2 separate regions of the Mus musculus genome follow, and region 1 is linked to region 2. A link is a loop called in an ENCODE intact Hi-C map of the cell type or tissue named here. Cell type or tissue: heart. All regions are shown on one strand. Links, peaks and the distances in the headings refer to the core of each region. The heading gives the core; the rest is flanking DNA. Region 1 overlaps Pcnx2 (pecanex homolog 2). Region 2 overlaps Disc1 (disrupted in schizophrenia 1).

What was found. A loop is a pair of places that touch in the nucleus more often than their neighbours do. Peaks named below come from ENCODE experiments on the same cell type or tissue, not always from the same donor. Only the 100,000 strongest peaks of a DNase experiment are listed, where the experiment ranks them.
Region 1: it touches region 2 in a loop (7-fold over the local background); 10 of 42 quality-filtered maps call a loop at or near these places.

What each region holds. Positions count from the first base shown.
Region 1 is chr8:125,865,359-125,876,075 of GRCm38, forward strand. It overlaps Pcnx2 (pecanex homolog 2), which reads right to left. Exons shown (of 34, transcript NM_175561.4): 8 at 9,869-9,962; 9 at 565-700. Among named protein-coding and RNA genes, the nearest start is that of Gm46061, 19 kb to the left of the region's middle. In heart, for the core only: no CTCF peak of the experiment used is centred there; no DNase peak of the experiment used is centred there; H3K4me3 peaks cover 656 bases; H3K27ac peaks cover 3,397 bases.
Region 2 is chr8:125,122,179-125,132,895 of GRCm38, forward strand. It overlaps Disc1 (disrupted in schizophrenia 1), which reads left to right. Exons shown (of 13, transcript NM_174854.2): 4 at 2,315-2,462; 5 at 9,885-10,005. Among named protein-coding and RNA genes, the nearest start is that of Disc1, 73 kb to the left of the region's middle. In heart, for the core only: a CTCF peak has its summit at 6,311 (motif pointing right); no DNase peak of the experiment used is centred there; H3K27ac peaks cover 1,363 bases.

The sequences.
Region 1 (10,717 bases), core at 2,800-7,799, 740 kb after region 2:
TTTGGGAATTGTAATATACAACTTTAAGGACAGTGACTGATGTCCAAAAACCCGGTTGTGTTCAGCATGACACAGACACTGGCTCGCTGGTTTATAGACCCTTGCAGAGCCCTGGGCGAGAGCAGGCTCTCACCTTCTTGGCAGAACTTGTTAACTTAGCTCAAGGACCAGGAAGTTATCCTGCACATAAAATGCTGATGCACACACAAGGCATAGAAAAGGAAAACCATCCTGCCCTTAGAACAATATTCAGGAGCTGCTGGGCAGGGGATACAGTAGAACTCCAAGTAGACACCTGAGACTGTCCTCCAGACTCCAAACACACGTGTGTACTTGCATACATACATGTACATGTGTACCTGCATCCACATATACATCCACTGATATGAACATGTATGTGCATGCCTGTGCCTGTGCATGCATGCACCACACACACATAAACTCACACTTACACACATACATGCACACACGCACATACACACACATCCACGCACGCACACACATTATTGAGAAGATCCAGGGCTTCTACAACAACCACGAACAGCAACACTGGCACACACATACCCGTGGTGTTTCTGACTGCGTCCTCCGAGCTACCATGAGTAACAGCTGCTGTTGAAGGGCGCTGACTGCAGGGTCCCCTGAGGATGGATCTGGACTTCCTGTAGCGGTGCTGCTGGAGGAGCTGAGAAGAATCCCTCTGAGAACAGGGAAGATAGCCCTGTGTTGACCAGCTTGCATTAGAACACATCTATTTATTACACAGAAACCCAAGGAGACAGGGATGTGCGGCACAGGAAGGGATGGACTGGGTCCTGATCCTTATGTCTCAATAAAGAGTTTACCATTCTGCGTGTGAGGTGTGAGGCAGGTTACAGGTGCAAAGCCTACAGCCCTCGGCCCAGACACAGGTGGTGCTCAGCTCTGATTTTCTGTACACTAATGTGACTACAGCGACCACTACGGGTAGACTTGGAAGTTCGCAGGCCCCAACCAGAAGAAGCAGGAATGAGAACCCGTGTAATGATGACATTAATTGCGAATTTGGCAGGTTACAGAACTGCCTAAGAGACAAGCCTCTCGGGAGGTCGGAGAGGAAGTTTCCAGATTGGGGTGATGGAGGCAGGCAGACCTGCCCGGAACAGTGTGTGATCCTTAACGCCTTGGACTAAATAAATAAAGAGGTGGGATGACCATAACACTCTCTGCTTCCCAGCCACACCCACCTTACCATGATGGAGCTCACCCTCAACCTGTGAGCCAGGGAAACCCCTTCCTTCCTCCAGTTGCCTTTGCTGGGGTTTGATCACAGTAATGGGAAAAGGAATTACGTCATTCTGCTGGATCCCGAACCCCAGCACTCTGTCGGCATCACCCCAAACACCCTAAAGCAAGAGAGCACACTTACATACAAGAAGATGCTTCTGGTAGCCAGACACGGTCCTTGGAAAAGTGGCCTTTGTCAAACAGCTTAAGTGTCTGTCTTAAATCATACATGGGTTGACGAGACTTAATGCAGCTCTTTGAATAACTGCAGTACTGGCTCTTTTAGCTTTTAAAGTAATTATTATTTATATGTGCGTGTATGCATGTATGTATGTATGCATATGTGTGTGTGTGTGTGTGTATACTCATGTGCCTGTTTATGTGCACAAGCACTGTGTGTGTGCAGTACCCAGTGAGGCCAGAAGAGGATGGCTGATCCCCCGGAGCTACAGGCAGTTGTGGACGGTCTGATATGGATGCCAGGAACTGTACGCGGATCCTTGGCAAGAGCTGTAAGTGCTCTGACTGGATGAGCCATCTTCACTTCAGGCCTCAGTCCTTGCTTCAGCTCAGAAAGCAAAAACTCAGGCACACTCCATGTGGCTTCTCGGCAAGCTGCTTACACGCTTAGGAGACACCTATTGGTCTGCTTAGCTCGGGGTTGTTCTAAGGGAACTCCTACTAACATAGCCCCACTTTACCCAAACAGCTAAGACTGCATGCTAACCCAGGTGTGTCAGGGATGCGAGAGAGACTCTATCCATCCTTGGCCCTAGTAAAAAGACTGGTCCCATCATCCATTCGTCCAGCCAGTACTTGGCTTGGACTGGATATAAAACAAAGTTCTAAGGAGTCACCTAGGGACAGGGAAGTTTATGAACAAGCTTTTCTAATTCTTATAAAATAAAATAAAAGCAATGGGCTGACTTTCTCTGGCTTTTAGATGATAATGACTAAAGCACCTTTAGTTACTAGCAGCCACTTTGCCCCCGTGAGATACAGATCAGAGGAACACAGAGCCGAGGGACCCGCTAGGTCCTTGAACATAGAGAGCACTGAGCCTCTGGATTAACTCACAAGGGACCCAGCAAACTCAGAAGCAACTTGTCTCCTGTGTGTGAGGTGTGTGTGTGTGTGTGTGTGCATGCTCTCACACTTATTCACACGTGTGTGCATTCATGTGGAAGCAGAGGTCAACCCTGGGTGTTCGTCTTCAGGTGACACCCACCTTCATTATTTTATTAGTGGAGGAACCCCACATTTGCCTTCTGTATTTCTGAGAGTTGCAGGGAGAGGACTCAAGCCTCCAACTGCATGATGAGCTCTGTCAGCCATCTTGCCGGCCCCTTTCCGACATACTTTTTGAGACAAGGTCCCTCACTTTTGACCTGAAACTTGGCAGTCCATCTAGGCTAGCTGGCTGGCCAGCCCCATGCTCTACCGTCCCCAGTGCTGTCACTATGCCCAGCTTTTCTATGTGAATTTAGGGGCAGGATTCAGACTGTGCGGCTGGTGGTTATGGGCTAGCCATCTCCCCAGCCAAAATGCCTTACTTTCCAAGACAACGTGTTTCGTTCTGAGTTGAGACTTCGGTAGCCTGCAGTGCAGATTGTGTTGATAGAGGGAAGCGGTGTGTCAGCAATGTGTACTGACCTCTAACCTCTACTGCTCACTATACTCCCACGACCCTTCCCTTCTCATCTCCTGACTTCTGTGTTCATTTAGTTTCCCTCTCTCCCTCTCCCTCTCTCCCTCTCTCCATTCCTCTCTCTGTCTCTCTGTCACAAACACACACACACGAATCTTCTATTCTTGTATGACGGAATTTGTGACTAGAGATGATTCAATGAAGCCTTTCTTACAAAGAACCATGCCAGGTGCAGACCGGGTAAGAGAATGTGACAGAACCCCAAAACTCTGAACCCGTGTTTCTGATCTGGGAATGAAACTCAGACAGGATAAGAAGATATGACAGAACCCCCAAACTCCAAACCTGCATTCATGGTTTGGGGATGAAACTCAGTTCATCTGCCAGAGCAGAGTGTGCTGACCCGTTTCTTACAGTCTGGAACTCAAATAGGCCCCTCAAAGACTCATGTGTTTGGACACTCGCTCTCCACCTGGTGGCGCTGTTTTTGAGGGGCTGTGAAACCTTTGGGAGGTGGAGCCTTTGCTGGAGGAAGTGAGACCCTGGGGGTGGTGGAATGTGAAGGTTATAGTCCAGGCCTGCTCGCCATTCAGTCTGTTTCCTGGCCTACTAGAAAGTGAAGAACGCTTCTGTATTGTCTACCCTAACATGATGGACGGTGGTTCCCTCTGATACCACGAGGTGGAATCAATCCTCCCCCTGTCAACTCTCTGCTGTCAGGTTCTTGGTCACAGCCGTGAGAACGGCTCACTAGCACACTATGTTCTCCGGAATGTCTGCTCCCTTGTGAGCGCTCTCCCTGCTGATCAGCTCACCACACCTCCCACTGATGGAGTGGCCCGCCGGATTTATCAGGACAGCTTTTCACTTCGACTCTGTTTACATGGACAGCACTGAGTGACGCTGCTCTGGAACCTTGTAGTGAGATAAGATCAAAATGGGGGCTCCTTGATTGGATAGGACAGAGACTCGGAAGTTTGCTGTGTGAGAACTGCATGGAAGCCAAGAAACTAACTAGGCTACGTTTCAGGTGAGAGAGGTCAGGCTGACATACGGGCAGGAAAGGGGACCACACCACACATGGGGGAGCTAGAGGTATATGGATCTTCTACTGCTGACTGCTACAGAAGGTGCTAGAAACAGCTCTTCTAGATACACACCTGCTGATGCTTCCTGCCAAGATGTGGTACTCTAAGGAGGGACTACTTCTGGGCTCGGTTCCTGCACATTAGCAAGCATGCTTCTAATTGCAAAATACTATGTCATAAACAGGAATGGATCCAAACCAGTGCTGTACTGCTGACTGCCTCGGCTTAAAGCACATGGCTTGGCCACCTTGGTTCTATGCCCGAGAGAGAGAGAGACAGGCGTTTCCTTCCTAGGGGTGTAGGAACTAGAACGGACTGAACAGAACGTCCTGATGGAGCCTCTACGTCAGGCACAAGTAAGTAAGAGGTTCTGGTCTCGCTGTTGCGTCTTGATGAGGAACTTGGCCTGAGTCTCCCTGTTAGGTAGCAAGATGGCTGCCAGCCTTCCCATAGATAATGCCTTGGCTCCGACTGCAATGGTGAAGAAGGTCCAGCATTCATTCATCATTATCTAACAAAGACTCAAACAACAGATCAGCTTCCCTCTCAAGGAACTATTTTCACTAGATGTGGCTGGGCCCTTATCACAAGCACACACTGTCACCTCTGCTGGCTCCTGGGCAGCCTGGAGGGACAAGCCTGTGATTAGCAAGACTGTACCTCAAATGGAGCTGCTCCTCCAGGGCCTATCCTCTTCCTCTAGGCTGTGGCGGCTACAGCATTAAAGGATCATGAGACCAGTGCTCTCTGCTGCATTAATAAACATTTATTCCAGGACTGTTTATTAGGGATGTCAAGGGACGTTCCCACCTCCTCTGAAACATCTGAGGGATGGAGAGAGCCCACTCTCTGGAATGACCTTCTCAGTGACACCACCAGGTCTCCATCAGCCTGAGGCTGGGTTGGTCTCAGGTCAACTAGTTCTCCTCAGGGTCAAAGCAGAGGCTGGAGCACTCAGAGAAACATGAGGGGGGAGGTTGGTGGTGTAGGGGTGACAAGAACGAACCAGCCCCGGAAGGGAACAAAGAGGCTGAAGCTGAGCTGGGCCCTGGTGGCTCCAACCTGGAATTCCAGCATTTGGGTGACTAAGGCAGGGGGATAGCTGGAAGTCTGAGGCTAATCTGGGTTACACAGTATGAGGCTCTGTTCCAAATTGGCATCTCTGCTGGGCTGGGTGGGACAGGGCTGGGTCTGGGGTAAACGGAAAGTGGTTAGAGTCCCTGTGTTCCTAACGTTGTCCTACCCATCTGGGGAAGCTGCAAGAACAATCCAAGGCCAGTGCTGCTTTCTCCCAGTGACAGAGAAAGTATCGCCGGAAATTCCTTATCCTCACCAGATTGTAAAACAAGTGTTTTCTGCCCCCCTGGAGACCTTATCTTTTCTGCCTGTCCTTCCCAAGGCTCCCGACTCAACTGTGGGATGGGTGGGAAGGGGGTGGGGAGGGATGCCTTAGGACAGAAGTTAGTGTAACAGGCTCACTGGCTGTAGAGGACACTAAAGGACATCAGCCTGATGGGGGATGGGAGGGAGGTTTCTAACAGGGAGAGGGCTTTGATGTGGGATCAACTCCCCTTTCATAAGACAGCACAAATAAAGGGAAGCCTCTGAGAGGCTGCAGAGGGAAATCAAGTGGATGGAGAGTGCCCTCATGTGGCAGCCGGGGGTGTGTGCAGCCACAAAGCCTCAGCTTCCGCTTGGAATTTTATTCCTGGAACTCTGGGGCCTGGAGAGAAATAGCACCTCTTAACCACGTGTCTGAGTGAGACCCCGGGATGAGGACCAGTCCAGGACGAGGAGAGATCAACAAAGACTGAGAAACCACACCTCAGAGAGGGTGTGGGAGAAACCACAGGAAGGCCTGCTCCGGGACCATCCCCCCACCCCCACCCCCCTCTGTGTGATCAAAGCCGGCAAGAATTTCCAAGTCTCTAACCCTGATGCAGCAAACACTTATCTTCAAACCAACAGTGACACCGCTCTTTGCTTGAGGATAAATATCCTCAAAGAGAGCTGTCAAAAGGGCAGCTGGTGGGGTTCACTGAGGAGCCCCACATCTCCCTGTTCTGAGCACCCATCAGTCTCACCACAGCTGTCCCCACCCCTGTCTTTCCAAACTCAAGGTCTTCACTTCCTTGGAATAAAGCAAAAAAAACAAAACAAAAAAAAAAAAAACAAAAAACAAAAAACAAAAAAAAAACAAAAAACAAAAACAAAAAAACAAAAACAAAAACAAAAACAAAAAAACGGGTGATTATTTCTGGAATGTCTCTGTCTGCTTCCCATCTTCGGAAGCCAGGTGCAGCTACGGTCTGAGGAGACGGCTCAGTCGATACAGCGCTTGCCACACACACACAAGACCCTGAGTGTGAGGCCCAGAACCCACATACAAAAGTCAGGAGTGGTGTGTCAGCACTCAGGAGGCAGAGGGAGGTGGATCGGTGGCACACACTGGCCGGGAAGCCCAGCCTACTTGGTGAGGCTCAGGTCTCAAAAAAGGAAATACAAGGTGGATGGCCCATGAGAGGTGATGTGGGAGCAGTGTTAACTTCAAGGTTTGGGTCTGTCAAAGGAGAACATTTGTAGACAAATTTTCATGGGACGAAGAGCAGAAGCTCTCACTCTAGCTTAGTGGTGCATGGCAGTCAGCCCAGAAACTGGAAACAGAGGCAGGGAGAATCAAAGTTCAAGACCATCCTGGGCTGCATGTCTCAAAAACCAAACAAAACCAAGCAAAAACCAAGCAAAGGCTCAGCCGATGAAGTGCCTGCCCTGCAAGTTTGGGGACCCGGGTTCTGATCCCAGAACCCACACAGTGAAGTTTGTTGAGGTGAGCTTGTAATCCCAACACTCAGGAGACAGAGACAGGCGTGTGTTCCTGGGGCTCATCACCAGCCTGGCCTGCTAGGAGAACTCCAGGCCAATGAGAAACTCTGTCTCAAGTGAGATTTAAAGTTCCCTTCTGGCCTATATATGCACTGCACATGCACATGTGTGCATGTGTACACACACACACACACACACCACACACATGCACGCGCACACGTGTGCACACACATACACTCATGCATGGGGTGGAGAGTGAAATTTTAGTTACAAAGCCTATAAAGGAGTAGTGGATGTCTGACGTGCAGTGAGAATCATTTCAACCCTGAAGATTTGTTAGCCTTTCAGGCAACTTCTTCCATTTCCTGGGCTGATGACCTGCGTCCAGATCAGTTTTCAGGCAGATCAGCTCACTTTGGGCTCTGAACTAGTAAATCAGTCCTGTGTTCTGGTCAGTTAAACACAAAGCGGATTTACTGTCAGGCAGGATTTCCCAGCAGCCCCCGGAGATGCTGTGATTCAGGTTTCTGGGGAGAGCAGAGCAGTCAGATATCCTTCCCAGAGGCGCCTGCTTGAAGAACAGCTAGCGTGTGACTCAGGGTGCTCTGTGAGCCTCTGCGGTGGTGGTGGTGGGGGGGAGGGGGGCTGGTCTCACAGTGTTTGAGGGAGCCAGGAAGGGAAATGAACTTCCTCTCTCAGCTTCCTCCAGGAATTCCCAAAGAGACACGGAAGTTACATGGTTCACAAGTCCCCATTCAGAGCAGAGCATCTGGGACATAAAACAGTTACGTGAAGACCAGGCCTCACAATGGCTGAGAGAGTCACCTTCCAGCCAGTAATGGGATCCAGCAGTTTTACAAGCTAGTTGGAGGTACTCCCAGCCACTGAGGCCACCTTAGAGGGAAAGAGCTGTTTTTCTTCCAGTACCTTCTATGGTGTGCTCATGGAGTCCTAACCAGGCTCCCTTCCAATCTCAAAGTCAATATCTGCATTTGCTGTGGGTGGGAGGCTTCAGAACTTAACAGCCTTAAGAGCTAGAGACAGAAGTGACAGAAGTACACACGCCAAAGCTGCCTTAGGTGCCAAGGTGTTGGATCACAGGCTGCTAGGGGGACACCATGCTCTTAGATGCCCACTTCACAATCAGGTACAGTGCACCTGCTGAGAACGGGCTTCCTCCTGGCCAGATGCCAGGAAATGCCAAGGGTTGACTGCCAGGAAAGGTAAGCATAACTTTGTCCTTCTTTTCTAGGCAGAAGAAACCTGACACCGTGGAGTGACCTCCACAGAGAGCACTGTCCTGAATGCTGTACAAGAGTGTGTTTGCATGCATGTGTGCATATGTGTGCATGTGTGTACACATGTGTGCATTCATGTGTTTACATGTGTGTATACACACATGTGTGCATGTATGTGCATTCATGTGAGTATGCATGCATGCATATGTATATGTGCTTGTGTGTGCATGTGTGTACACATGTATGTCTTCATTCACGTGTGAATACATGTGTGTGTGCATGTGTGTGTGTAAAGAAAGTAGAGTATATTTATTCAGAGGAAACAAACAAAAGCAAAGCTCATGACTTTACTATGGGATAAAATAAGAGGCTTCCATTTGTTCTGAATTTAGCAGAAGAATATACCACCCTGCCTCTGGGAGGAGGATGTGGCAGTTCCAGGTCTGTGTCCTCCTGCCATTGAAGGCATCGTCTGAGAAAGCCGCTGTCCTAGATGACACTCATAAACTGCAGTCATGGCATGCACTAACTCGAGTTGAGTGGTGGATGCACACCTTTCCTTTTGAGTGTCTGCTTGCTTGTCTCTGGCTGGGGAAGCCCACTCTGATTGGTGCACATGCACATGAGACGGGAGGAGGTAAACACAGACTGTCTCTGCAGGACAGACTGGGTTTGAGTAGAGTGGGAAGGATGGGGCGGCGGGGAGGAAAGACCTCCAGGCACTGACATTTTCGACCAGGTGAGGATTGGTGATAGGGTCATAACATCAACCAGAGAACATTTCAGAGGTGGCTACATGACAAGGAAAATAGTGTCCTTTCTTTTAGGCTCCCTGAAAATCCCAACACACCTGTGGAAAAAAAAATATCTCAGGACTCCAGAAGCCGAGACCACAGGAGTTAGATCTTGTTTTGTTTGAGACCAGGTCTCATGTAGCTCAGGCTGTCTTCAGCATTTCTCTGCAGCTAAGGGTAGCCTTGGACTTCAGATCCTCTCGCCTCTACTACCCCCCAAGGGCTAGGATTATAGGATTACAGGATCACAGCATGCTCTGTTTATGCAGCACTGAAGATAAATGGAGGGCTTCAACTCAGTCTTACCGGTGGAGTCACACCCCCAGGTTCTTAAAACACCATTTATAGTCTCCATGTGGGTAGCCCACGACATGCCAATTACGCCACAGTAGTCCCTGTAATTCTTCAAACACACTCCACATAACAAATTTACCTCCACATTTACAGCAAGCAACGGAGGCTCACTCATTCAGATGCCGGCCATACAGAGTCTCTAAGTCCAGGGAACCTCAGACCTACTTCACAGCTGGCGAGCTGAGCTGAACAGCTAAGCTAGCCTTGTGCACTTTGGGGTGGGTGTTCAGCAATTCAGGCTGGTTCATTACCAGTGGAACTCACACAACTAGGGACTAGGTGCTGTTCAACACAGTTTCAATGAAACAGAAAAGACGCCTAGTTCAGCTACCTGTAGCGCAGCCTGCAAACCAGAAGCACCCACATTTCCAGTGTGCCTTGGGGGCAGACACTACACCTACCTCTGGAAAGCTGAGTTCTCAAGCCGCTGGGCTCATGTTCCCTCATACAGGTCCCCTCCCTGTCATCCTGTTCATCTTCTGCCAAGGCCACGGCCACAAAAAATGATTCTGCTGGGTTTTCTATAATGTCATATTTTCATTTCACACAAAACTCTATCCTGACCGCTACAAATAAACGCCTTTTCTCTACCCCAAGCTCCGCACTCTCCTCAGGGGGAGCCTGTGGATCCCAGACCTGGAGGCAAAGCCCACTCACCTGGCATGAGACACACAGTCGGGGTTCAAGGGTGGATGCTGAGAGGAGCCTTCTTTCTGATTTCCAGACTTTAAGTAACAGGATCTGACTTCCCCTGCGAAATCACGAGAGTTGAGCAGACAGTATCACCCATCTGTGAAGCACAGGCTCGTTTCTACTGTCTTCAAGTTGAAGGCAGCCCCGTCAGGGTCAGGCTGTTTGTAGAGTGATTGGGTTTGTTTTGTTCTGTCTGACACTTGAAGCAGAACTTTATTTAGCAAAGGAGAATGGCATTTAAAGCAAGTCACTAGGACAAAATAATCTACTTGTTTACCTGGTGATCCCCACGGTGACCACGCGTTAGGTGACCACGCGTTACCTCACCGCGGTTAACCTATTTACCTAATTACCGGTATTGTTCTGTTAGATCCTCAATCCACAGTTTTTTTTTTTTCCCCTGCTTTTCCTTAGTTTTGTTTTTTTTTTTTTTTTTTTCCTCTCCCTTTGGTGTCCAAGCTGTCCTGCAACTATTAATCCTCCTGCCTCAGCCTTCTGCTAGGATTTCAGGCATGGGCTATTAAAACTAGTATTTTCTCAGGTAGCTCAGGCTGGCCTTGAACTCCCAACCCTCCTGCTAATTTAAACTCTTGGATTATAGGTTTGGTTAAGAGGTTCTGGGAATCTAACCTAACAAAAAGAGGCTCACTAGGAATGTAGTTTAGCTGGAGGCCAGAGTCCAGGCTGCCTCAAAGAAGGTGAGCGAGTGTGGTCTTGACTGGGTGTCAGGCTGGTAAGGAGGAAAAGGAAGGGCGCTAATGTGCAAGGCTACATTAGCTCTGCTGGAGGGTCTGAGATACTGAGGTATGAAAA
Region 2 (10,717 bases), core at 3,668-8,667:
TAGAAAGGGAAAGAGAACATTCTTCTCTCTCTGCTTCCTGACTATAAATGCAATGTGATCCCGAGCTCCTGCAGCCCTTCGTCCCCATCACCACAGGCTGTACTGGCTGGCTCCATGAGTCCAAATAGACCCATTCCTTCTTACCTCGCTTTTGTCTAGCATCTTGTCACAGCAATGAGACAAGTAACGAATTCTATTCTCTGTGCAGTGTCTGAACATTGAATTCAGGTCATTTGGTGCATTTATGGGAAATTCACTTATTGATGGGGGCTTCTCCAAACTCTTGTTCATTCACTGCCTTCCCGTCACCTGGGCACCTTTGCTGGCCAAGCACCAGCGTGGGAGAAGGGCTATACCTGCTACATTGTGACTACCAGTGTGAGAGGGGCTGTATCAGCTACATTGTGACTACCAGTGTGAGAGAGGGGCTGTATCAGCTACATTGTGACTACCAGTGTGAGAGAGGGGCTGTATCTGCTACATTGTGACTACCAGTGTGAGAGGGACTGTATCTGCTACATTGTGACTACCAGTGTGAGAGAGGGGCTGTATCTGCTACATTGTGACTACCAGTATGGGAGAAGGGCTATACCTGCTACATTGTGACTACCAGTGTGAGAGAGGGGCTGTATCTGCTACATTGTGACTACCAGTGTGGGAGAAGTGTTGTATCTTACATTGTGACTAGTGTTAACTTGATCTGTGAAGAAAGGCTAGAAACTATTAATGTAGAATGGACTCCATGGGAATAGTCTGTAGGGCCCTTGGGATATGTAGGGGCATCTCGGGAACTACAGTGAACTAGGGAAAGCCTGTAGAATGTTCTTATCATATCATAGCAAGCGATGCATGCACAGGACACTGGAGCAGGCCCCAGCAAAGATGGCCAGTGCTGACCGTCTGAGATCTTATCTTTCTGCGACAATCCAGTAGAGAGATTCAAGGTCACAGAACAGCACCTGACAAGGACACAGGGATGTGAGCCTCGAAGGGTGGGACTTACACCATTCATTTAATTATCCCATCCATCATTCATATGTTTAGAGACAGGTTTCACTACATAGTTTTGTCTGGCCTGGAACTTTCTATGTTAGATTGGAAGGGTCTCACACTCACAGAGATCCACTTACCTCTGCCCCGTTATGCCCAGCCCCATTATTTTATTTATTTTGCACATCTAACTTGTGGGAGTTGGTTCTCTTCTTCCACCGCATGGGCTCTGGGCGTTGAACTCAGGCTTTCAGGCTTGGTGGCGAGCTCCTTTGTCTGCTGTGCCACCCTGGTGATCCAAGGATGGGAGTTTAGCTCAGTCTTTTCTTTAAATATAGCTTTATTTATTTTATTTGTTATTTTTTTGAAAGAGGCTCTGGCTATATACCCAAGGCTACTCTTGAACTCAGGAGTCTCCTGTCTTAGCCTCCTAAGAGTGGTAAACAATCACTCCTGGCTCAAAGATGACTTTATAGGAAACTTCGCATTTTTTTAGGATTTGATCATGAAGGTTATTTCTCACTAGAATGGATTCCAATATCTGTGGGGTTTTTTTAAAAAGTGGTTTTATAGTGATCCACACTTATAAATTGTCCAAGATGACCCGAGGGCATTAGAATAACCATACGACTTACTGTGTGACAGAGGGGGTTCTGTGCTTTCAAGGCCTGTGATTGGCTACAACTTGATAAGCAGTTTTTATTTATTTCTTTAAATTTAACATTTTGTGCTGTTAAAAAAGAATTGTCTTATGAGCATCAACTTCTCCAAAGTGCTAGGGATGTAGCTCAGTCCCTAGAGTGCTTGAAACCTTGGGTTTGATCCCTAGCACTGTATAAACTGAATATAGTGGTGCATTCCTATAATTCTATAACTTGGGGGATGGAGGCAGGAGGACTTGAGGTTTAATGTTATTCTTAGCTTCTCAGAGAGTCCCAGGTTGTCCTGGACTACAAAGAAACCCTTTCTGAAAAACCAGCTAGCCAACCAACCAATCAATAACCTGCTCTTTTAGAATCCCCCAAATTTGACAATTTTCTCCCAAATGATCATCATGATTTAAAAAAGTAACATCAGTTGTCCTTTCTGGGTGTGGGGCAGAGTTGTGACCACAGAGGCTGGTAACCTACAGCCCTGCCAGCTGGGAGGAGGAGGCGGTGATGGAAAGGTCTCTGGAGCTCTGGAGGAGAAACAGACAGGGGTGGGAAATAGCCCTCAGCCTTGAGTGGTCCAGATGCAGCTGGGCTTGGGTTGAGAAGAGATGTGGGATTATCGTGCTGAATTTCATGGTCTTTCTCCTGCTTTTACCTCTTTGGGTTTCCAGCAGAGACATTGAGACAGAGGTTGGAAGAACTGGAACAGGAGAAAGGCCGCCTGTCCTGGGCTCTGCCTTCACAGCAACCTGCTCTTCGCAGCTTCTTGGGTTACCTGGCAGCACAGATACAGGTGGCCTTGCATGGAGCCACCCAAAGGTGAGTACCCGTGGATGCCACCACAGTCCGTGCTTGGCTTCCTCTTCCCCACTGCCATGCAGTCAAGAGCTGGGAGGTCCTGGGGTGATTTTTCCTGGGGGGAATTCTTTGGATGTTGGAGAAGATAGGTCCATTTAGAGGGAGGCCTAGTTGAGTCCTCCTTCTTGAGAAAGAAGCCCATCAAAGTGATGGGAAAGACTAGACAAGCACAGGGCAGAGGACAAACACAGAGGTCCTCTGCCCTGGCTACCATCTGGTATCATCTGGAGGAACTCTGAAGTCTGAGCCCCAAATTAGCTGAGTCAGACGGTTTGACATGGGTCTAAAGCTGGGTACATCTGAATATTCTGAGACTCATTGCTCTGTGTCCCCTATCCCCTGGCCAAATAAAGCCCGAGAGGGAATAGGTACTTTTGTTGTTGTTGTTGTTGTTGTTGTTTTTGTGTTTTCACTTTTTGCTGTTGTGAGCACAATCAGGATTTAGGTAGGCATCTACATATGTAGGCTCAGATGCAGTCACGGCAACTGCATCTTGCTTCCCACTGCCAATTTACCTCAGCAATCACAGGATTGCATGGCCCGTTCCTGCTAGGTGCCCATGGCATTGCACATTTTATCTTTTATCTTTGTGTCTCCCTGGTACCGGTTTTGACAAGGAGGCCAACTTTCTCTTTTAGGGGTAGCGAGTGACGGAGCATGCAGTCTCACTGTGTCCTTCTGTAGAGATATATGCGTGTTGAGTAAACTCACACGCTGTCCTCACAGGGAGGAGCCCCATCTCCACACTTCTGTTATCTTATCTGATGGGAATCATCCTCTCAGTCCCCCTTCCTGCCTCACATGGAGGCCTTCCTAGCTGGAGGCCTTCCTAGCTGTCTCTTCTCTTCTTCTTGGTTTGTTTCTTGTCCTAGACTCCAGCTGCTCTTCCAATGTATCAAGTTTCTGTATCACAAATACTTGCAGGGTAGTTACTAAGTGTTTCCTAAGTAAGTCTCCTCTTTCTTCTTCTTCTTCTTCTTCTTCTTCTTCTTCTTCTTCTTCTTCTTCTTCTTCTTCTTCTTCTTCTTCTTCTTCTTCTTCTTCTTCTTCTTCTTCTTCTTCTTCCCCTTCCCCTTCCCCTTCCCCTTCCCCTTCCCCTTCCCCTTCCCCTTCCCCTTCCCCTTCCCCTCTTCCTCCTTCTCCTTCTTTTGTGAGACAAAGCCACAAGCCCAAGCTAGCCTTGAATTTACAATCCTCCTGCCTCAGTTTACCAAGTGCAGGGATTTTTGCTGTTACACTAATATGGGCATTAGCTTTATCAGCCTTCTTGCTTTGTTTTCTCCATAAGAGGTTTTTCAATTCCACTCTAATTGGCCCCTACTTCTGCTGCTACCCATCCCCCAACAGGTCAGCAGTGGCTTTCTGTTAAACTCTTGCTCCTCTTACTGTAAGCACCATGTCCAGGCTTCTAGTCTCCTCAGTTCTTAGATCTCTACTCACGGCTCTGTCCCTGGTGTCACTGTCCATCCTTGTTGCATCTGAGATCTCGTCTCTCTCTCCTTGTATTCTCACCTTGACATCCCTACCTCTGCAGGATCCTGCATTCTTTCTGGTGTGTCTCAGATACACGAATCCGGTTCACCTTGTAGGAATCCCAGCCCTCTGAGGGCTCCTCCCCAGCACTGACCTCTCTGTAGAGTGCTGACCCCAGGCTTCCTGTGGTCAGTAGTGCATGTATTAAATTCATCTTTTTACCAATACAGAGGTACTGTGGTTTCATCCTTGCCTTAGTAAACTTATTATTGGTGATGGTTGGTCTTGCCTGTCAACTCGACTGCATTAAGAGATGTCTTGGACTGGTGAGACACATTCAGGGGTCTGTGGAGGCATTTCCAGAGCTGATTGACACTTGGAATGACAGTGATTGGGAGAAGAAAGAAGGCTGAGGACAAAGATCATGTGCCTTCCCCAGCTTTCTGTGCATGTGCCGGGCGGCAGTTCTGCTGACTTTGGGCTCTAGCTTCTTTGGCCTTTTGACATGGATGCAATACCCACAGCTCTCCAGGGAGCTTCTGGGCTTCCAGCTCTGGTTTAATACTGCTGAGTTGTCCAGCTTCATGGGCTGAGCCGTGACTGTGTTCTCTGCCCCTGCAGCATGCAGGCAGCATAGTTGGATTAGCCAGTGCCTAGCGTGTAAGCCAATCTAATTCCTTCTTACAATACATGCATTCTTTTGGTTCTGTTCCTCTAGAAAACCCTGCCAAAGAAACTGCTCTAAATTTTATTTTGCCTGTGTATGTGTGCATATATATATGCATTTCCATATGTGCGTGTGCATGTGCATGGTGTATGTGTATGTACATGTGTGTATGTACGTGTGTGCATGCACGTGTACACGTGTGTGTATGCATGTGTACGTGTGTGTGCATGTATGTGTGTTTAGCCATGTGCATGCATATACATGTGTGTGTGTGTGTGTGTGTGTGTGTGTGTGTGTGTGTGTTTGTGCATACAGAGGCCCAAAGTTAACAGAGTGTCCTCCTTGATTGCTCTCTACCTTATTGAGGTGCGGCCTTTTGCTAAACCTGGATCTCACTGGTTTTTGTTAGTCTAGCCAGCCAAATCACCTGGGGATCACCCTATCTTCGTCTTCTGAGGGCAGGGATTACAAGGCCCTCTAGCCGGCCTGTCTTTTGTGTGGGTTCTGGGGTTTGAAGTTGGATCCCCATGCTTGTGCAGTAAGCACTTTATCCTCCGAGCTATCTTCCCAGACCCACCATCTTTAAAAAGGAGCCCTGCTAAACCTATTATCCCTGTCCTCATGCCTCCTCCTCCTCTTCTCCCGGGCTCCCTGTCTCATGGTTTCTACCTCCAGGCACCTCAGGAACACCCCAGGACTCCATCCTCCTACCCTCTAACTCATGGGTTGCTAGCTCTGGTCATCTCTGTCATCTTTCTGTCATTCTCTGTCACCTTTCCAGCCTCCAGCCACTGGAGGCTTCCTCTGCTCGCACTGCAGCAGCCTCTCACCTTGCTGGCTTCTCTAACTCCACTCTGGTATATCATCCATTTCCCCCAAAGCAGTCAGGAGGACCCTGCAGGAAGCAGTGGCTACTGGGCTTTCAGGATGACCTCACTCTCTGTGTGACCTTCAAAGCCTCTATGACCCCAGCCTTACCAGCGCTGACCTCTGACTAGTCAGCACCAGCACCAGCTACCCACACAGCAGAATGTTGCACAATTCTCCAATCTCCCGAGAATCCCGTTGCAGTCACTAATGGTTGCTCATCCTCCAAGACAGTAAAGCCAGCCCCGTGCCAACCCTCTGCCTGTCGGTCACATCTCACGGACTCTTCCTGGAGTATCCTGGGTGACTGTCTCTGTCCCAAGCCTTTGATCTACTGCCTTGAATATCCCTCATTGTGAAGGACAACTGTCCCCAGAGGAGGACTGCACCGTGTACCCCTCCAACTGACTTGGTGCGGGAGTTACATATGTATACACGTTTGTACCAGTTCACAAACATATGTGTGAACACAGGGTTGGGGGAGCTGGAGGGAGAACCTCCCTTCAGCCAGGCTTCCTTCTGATGCTACAACCCAGGGATAGAGGCTGGGTTTTTATCCCTTTAGTTATTTTTTATTCTTGGTTTTTCTTTTGTCAAGCTTACCTGTCCTGTTATTATGATAGCTAGAAATGACTTGACATCTGCGTCATTATCACATTCTTACAGAGCACGTGGGCACGGCTACATAGCTGCTAATTATTAAAGTCAGCCTTTGCTTGTGCCAGCTTCTCTGTGGCCTAAGTTTGCCTGTACTCACCAGGGTCAGCTGGACCCTCAGGACAGAAGTTCCTGCAGTCCTCATGATGACCACCAGGGGTCCCTGGACACAAACTTCTTCGGGGCTCAGCCCCGAGACCCCGGAAGAAGGCTGTTCTAAATGCTGGGGACTTTTCCTGCAGAAATAAAATAGTTTTGTCAACATGGCCAGCTTTCAACACAGATTAGTAACTCAAACAAGTTTCTTTTTATCTTTCTAGGATCAAGTGTTTCTTTGAGAATCTGATGAAAGCAATGCATGTTCCTGTATTCAAACTGCCAGGGTGTCTCTTGAGACCCTCAGATTTTGAGCCTCCCTGTCAATCTGGCCATGGGAGGAGGAGGTCTCTCAGCTTCTCGGGTTATGAAAGTAACCTCAGACTTTACCATCTACTTATTTTTATTGTCTCTTGGTTTTAAAATTACTGCTCAAATTCTCAAGTAAGCTTAACTACCCACCCCGAGAACTGTTTATATCAGCACTGAGGTCACTAGGGTTGGAGGGTCACTGAGTAGCTCTGACAGTTGAATCAGGTCCTCCCACTGTCTCTCAGGTGGAAATCTCTGTTGCTCAGTAAGGGGACTGGTCTCTGGGTGAGGTAAATGCCGCTCCTCTGTGCAAGGTGGCACAAGGTGGTTTTTAGCTTTTACAACAGTGATTATCAACTTGTCATGACTTCTTTGGGTTGGCTGAACCTTTCACAGAAGTCACTTATCAGATATTTACATTACTGTTCATAAAGTAGAAGAATTACAGTCATGAAGTAGCAAGGAAAGTAATGTTTTGGTCGGGGCTTGCCACAGTGCGAGGAGCTGTATTACAGGGTCGCAGCGTTAGGAAGTTTGAGAACTGCTGTTTTCCAGCCTGGCAATGCACTTTCCCCCTTTGTTACAATGTCCTGAGTGGATGTCACAGACACGGGGGCATTTCCACGTTTACCCCCGCATGGTCCTGTCACCATGCCATGTCAACAATAGGTCAGATTCTTAGCCTCGTCTGTCTGCTGTGGATCGTTACGCTGCTATCCTATTCTCTAGTGTCTTTGGTTGCTTCTCTAAACACAAGCTACTGAGATCCTTGCCTCAGGCCCAGCTATCAGGAGAACCCAAACTGGACAGCTATATACCCTGGAAAAACAACCCCCAACTCTTGAGGTGCCGGGGCTCTCTGACTTCTGATGGTGGTAGCAGGTCCGACTGCTTCCTCTTTGATCCAATCAGTGGGAAGGAAGTATGTCCACCCCTCACTCTGACCATGGGGAGGGCAGGAGGGGCTGAGGGCAGCAGCCCATGGTGGTGGTGGGGGCTCTGCATGTGCAACGGCTGGCGTAGGCACCTATCCCACAGACTTAGGGGGAAGGACTTCTAGGCCTGTTCTTGTCACCTCTCATTTCTGATTCAACCTCTTTGACACACCAGGGTTAGAAGGTCAACACTCAGTTGAAGGAAAATGTCCTCTTCTCAAAAGCTTTTGGCAGCTGTAGCAAGCAGTTGACTGGTAATCTCATCTCATTGATACCTTGTTCCCCCCCCCCCCCCCCACTGCATACCATGTGACTTCTCTCTGGCTCCTCAATAATATGGACACCACACTGGTTACTCTTGTCACCTAGCTGCACTTGTGTGTGCATGTGTGTGCGCGTGCATGTGCATGTGTGTGCACTTGTGTGTGCTTGTGCGTGTGTGTGTTCGAGAGTGTATACGCATGCAGAATATCTCTTATCAGCGACCCTTCTGAGAGGAGCAGCATCTGACAAAGATAAGAAACAAAGCACAGGAAGGCTCTCTCTACCCACTGAGACAGGACACTGGCACTGCCAAGATGCATCAGTGTGGCTCGTCTGCTCCCCTGGGACAGGACCTCAGGAGCAAGTGTGGGTGGCATGCACCGGCCTTTCCTCTCCTCTCTCTTGAGCATACAATTCTTTGATTTCTGGCAGACGCTGAGGCAGACTGCAGTGTTGCAGGGCACAGCGACCCTTGGATTGGAATGGGCACACAGGGCACGAGAGGGAGAATCGGCAGATGTTATTATCAGGGATTATGTAAAGACATTGCCCGTTCATTTCTCTGCCGTACTTTTCTCTGAGTCTCGCTATCGGATTTTACAGATAGGTCTCATCCCTTCAGCGATTGATGGGACAGAAACCAGATAGAAAGATTCAAGTTTTTGCACAACTGGGCAGGTCCTAGTGGAGACCCAAGTCTGAGAGTGGAAGCTTAGATCTCAGGCCCCCGGGTTCCCACCAGCATCAAGCATTAACATCCCTGAAACATAAAGGAAAGGCTGGGTAGCAGAGGGAGACTTTGGGGACCAGACACGGAAGATGGAAATGTATCCATGCTTCATAGCTGAGAGATGCGTTCTGAGGCCACCCCTGGCTCTCCGTGGATCACTTCTGTCCCAGGGGTAGGAGCACGAGAGACAGACAGGAATGTTGTTTGGAGTACAGGGCTTCTCTTGTGGGTTAGGTGATGGGTGGAGTTAGGTGCCATGCAGTCCCCAGCTATGCTCCCGTAGCTTCCCTCCGCAGCTGGTATTTCAGTTCTGCGCTGACTTCCTACAACAGCTCCCACCTCAACCCAGATGGCATCAGTTCAAGGAATTTGAGGAACACTCATACCAGCATACGCCAGGCAAGCTGAGAAATAACTGAAGGGAAGAAATGAGCTACTACAGCAGGAGACGGGATGGGATGACTTCCCAGTTTTAAGGCTGTGGGTTCATTAAGCCATCCAGCAGGTATTTGCTGAGTCCTGACTCACTGGGGACATCAGCACAAGAGGAGCTCTGTCTTCCTCTGACACTCACAGTCAAGTCTGAAGAGCCCGTGGCAGCTTGGAGCCCGGAGGAAACCTCTGCTCTCTTTCTGCTGGAAGACGGGGTGTCTTAGGATCATGTCACACAGAAGAGGCTCACTGTGTTGCAGTCTTCATATCCATGTTTATCCTGTGTAGGACTGCGCCCACCACACAGGTTCAACGTTCACTTTACTGGTGCCTGTGATAGGACGTTGGAGGTCTCTGGCAACCACCCAAGGACAGGGTGCCTTCCCCAGGCAGTCCAGTGTGAGGAGGCTGTGAGGTTCAGAGGGTTGGATTAGTTCAAAGACAGAGAAGGGCAAAGCTAAGTTCTTACGGTAGCCTTGACCTCTGTGAACTGTGTTCTGCCTGTGCCTTCCTGGGAAGAGCCCTGCAGAGGACTTTCCCATGGAGGAGGGTGGGATGTGGCTGAAGGGGGTGAACAAGGAGAAAGAGGAGGGGAACCCAGGGCTTCATTCATGCCAGGCGACCACTTTCCCTGGCCCCATGTGGGGTTTCTAAATTAGATTGTATTTTATGCTTCCAGTATAGTTTAGTTTGGACTGACTATGTGTCAGGTGTTCATAGCCAGGGTGGCTATGGGCTAGGGCATATGGAAATACAGGCTTGATAGATGCAACTTGGATGGAGGAAAAAAAAAAGCCCCAACAGATCCTAGTTGAAACAGAAATGTACATTAGGGGCTCCATCCCTGTGAGCACCCGGATGAGACAAGCTTTGTGCAGTCTCTAAGTACATGTCGACCTGAGCTCATCTGTTTCTCCACACCTGTACCAATGCATGTCTGTTACTTGAAGGGCCGGCAGCGATGATCCAGAAGCCCCACTTGAAGGACAGCTGAGGACTACCGCCCAGGATAGCCTGCCTGCATCCATCACCAGGAGGGACTGGCTTATTCGAGAGAAACAGCGATTGCAGGTGAGTGGAATAGAATCTTCCAGAAAGGGAGTGGGCCCTCTCTTACCCATGTAAGTCAGATGCAGTGAGGGGGCCTCTGCTTCACTGCAGTGCAAGGACTCAAAGCGGAGGCGGTAGAGCGGCCACTCCTTTGCACAGGACTGGGTTGCAGTTGCATAGATGGGAGTCAGGATCTTTGGTTCTGCTCTCTGTGGCCGCTGGTGTGTCTGGGAATCTCTGTGGCCGCTGGTGTGTCTGGGAATCTCTGTGGCCGCTGGTGTGTCTGGGAATCTCTGTGGCCGCTGGTGTGTCTGGGAATCTCTGTGGCCGCTGGTGTGCTAGGAATGCTTTGTGGGAATCCCTACCATGGTGGACTCTGGGAAACCACTGTGAAGAGACATGGTTTTGAGTCTAGCCCGGGTGTGAGGCTGCATCTGTAATGACCAGCAGATATGTGGAGGCCATGCTTGGCTCACAGCAGTGGTGACATCTGGCCAGGAAGTGCCCAGGGTTAGAACTCTAAATGAGGCTCCAAGGTGAGAGAGCAGAGGCAGGAAAGGGGTCTGGAAGTTTTCTAAGTAGACCCCGGGCAGGGACTGAGAAGCAGCCAGGGGTCGGGGTTGGGGGTAGGGGGCTGGGACTGCTGAGCCTGCAGCCTGGAGCAGGAACTGGGAGTCTGTGAAGCACCAGGCAGCAGCACCAGGGATTCATGGGAAGAGCCTAAATGGACAGA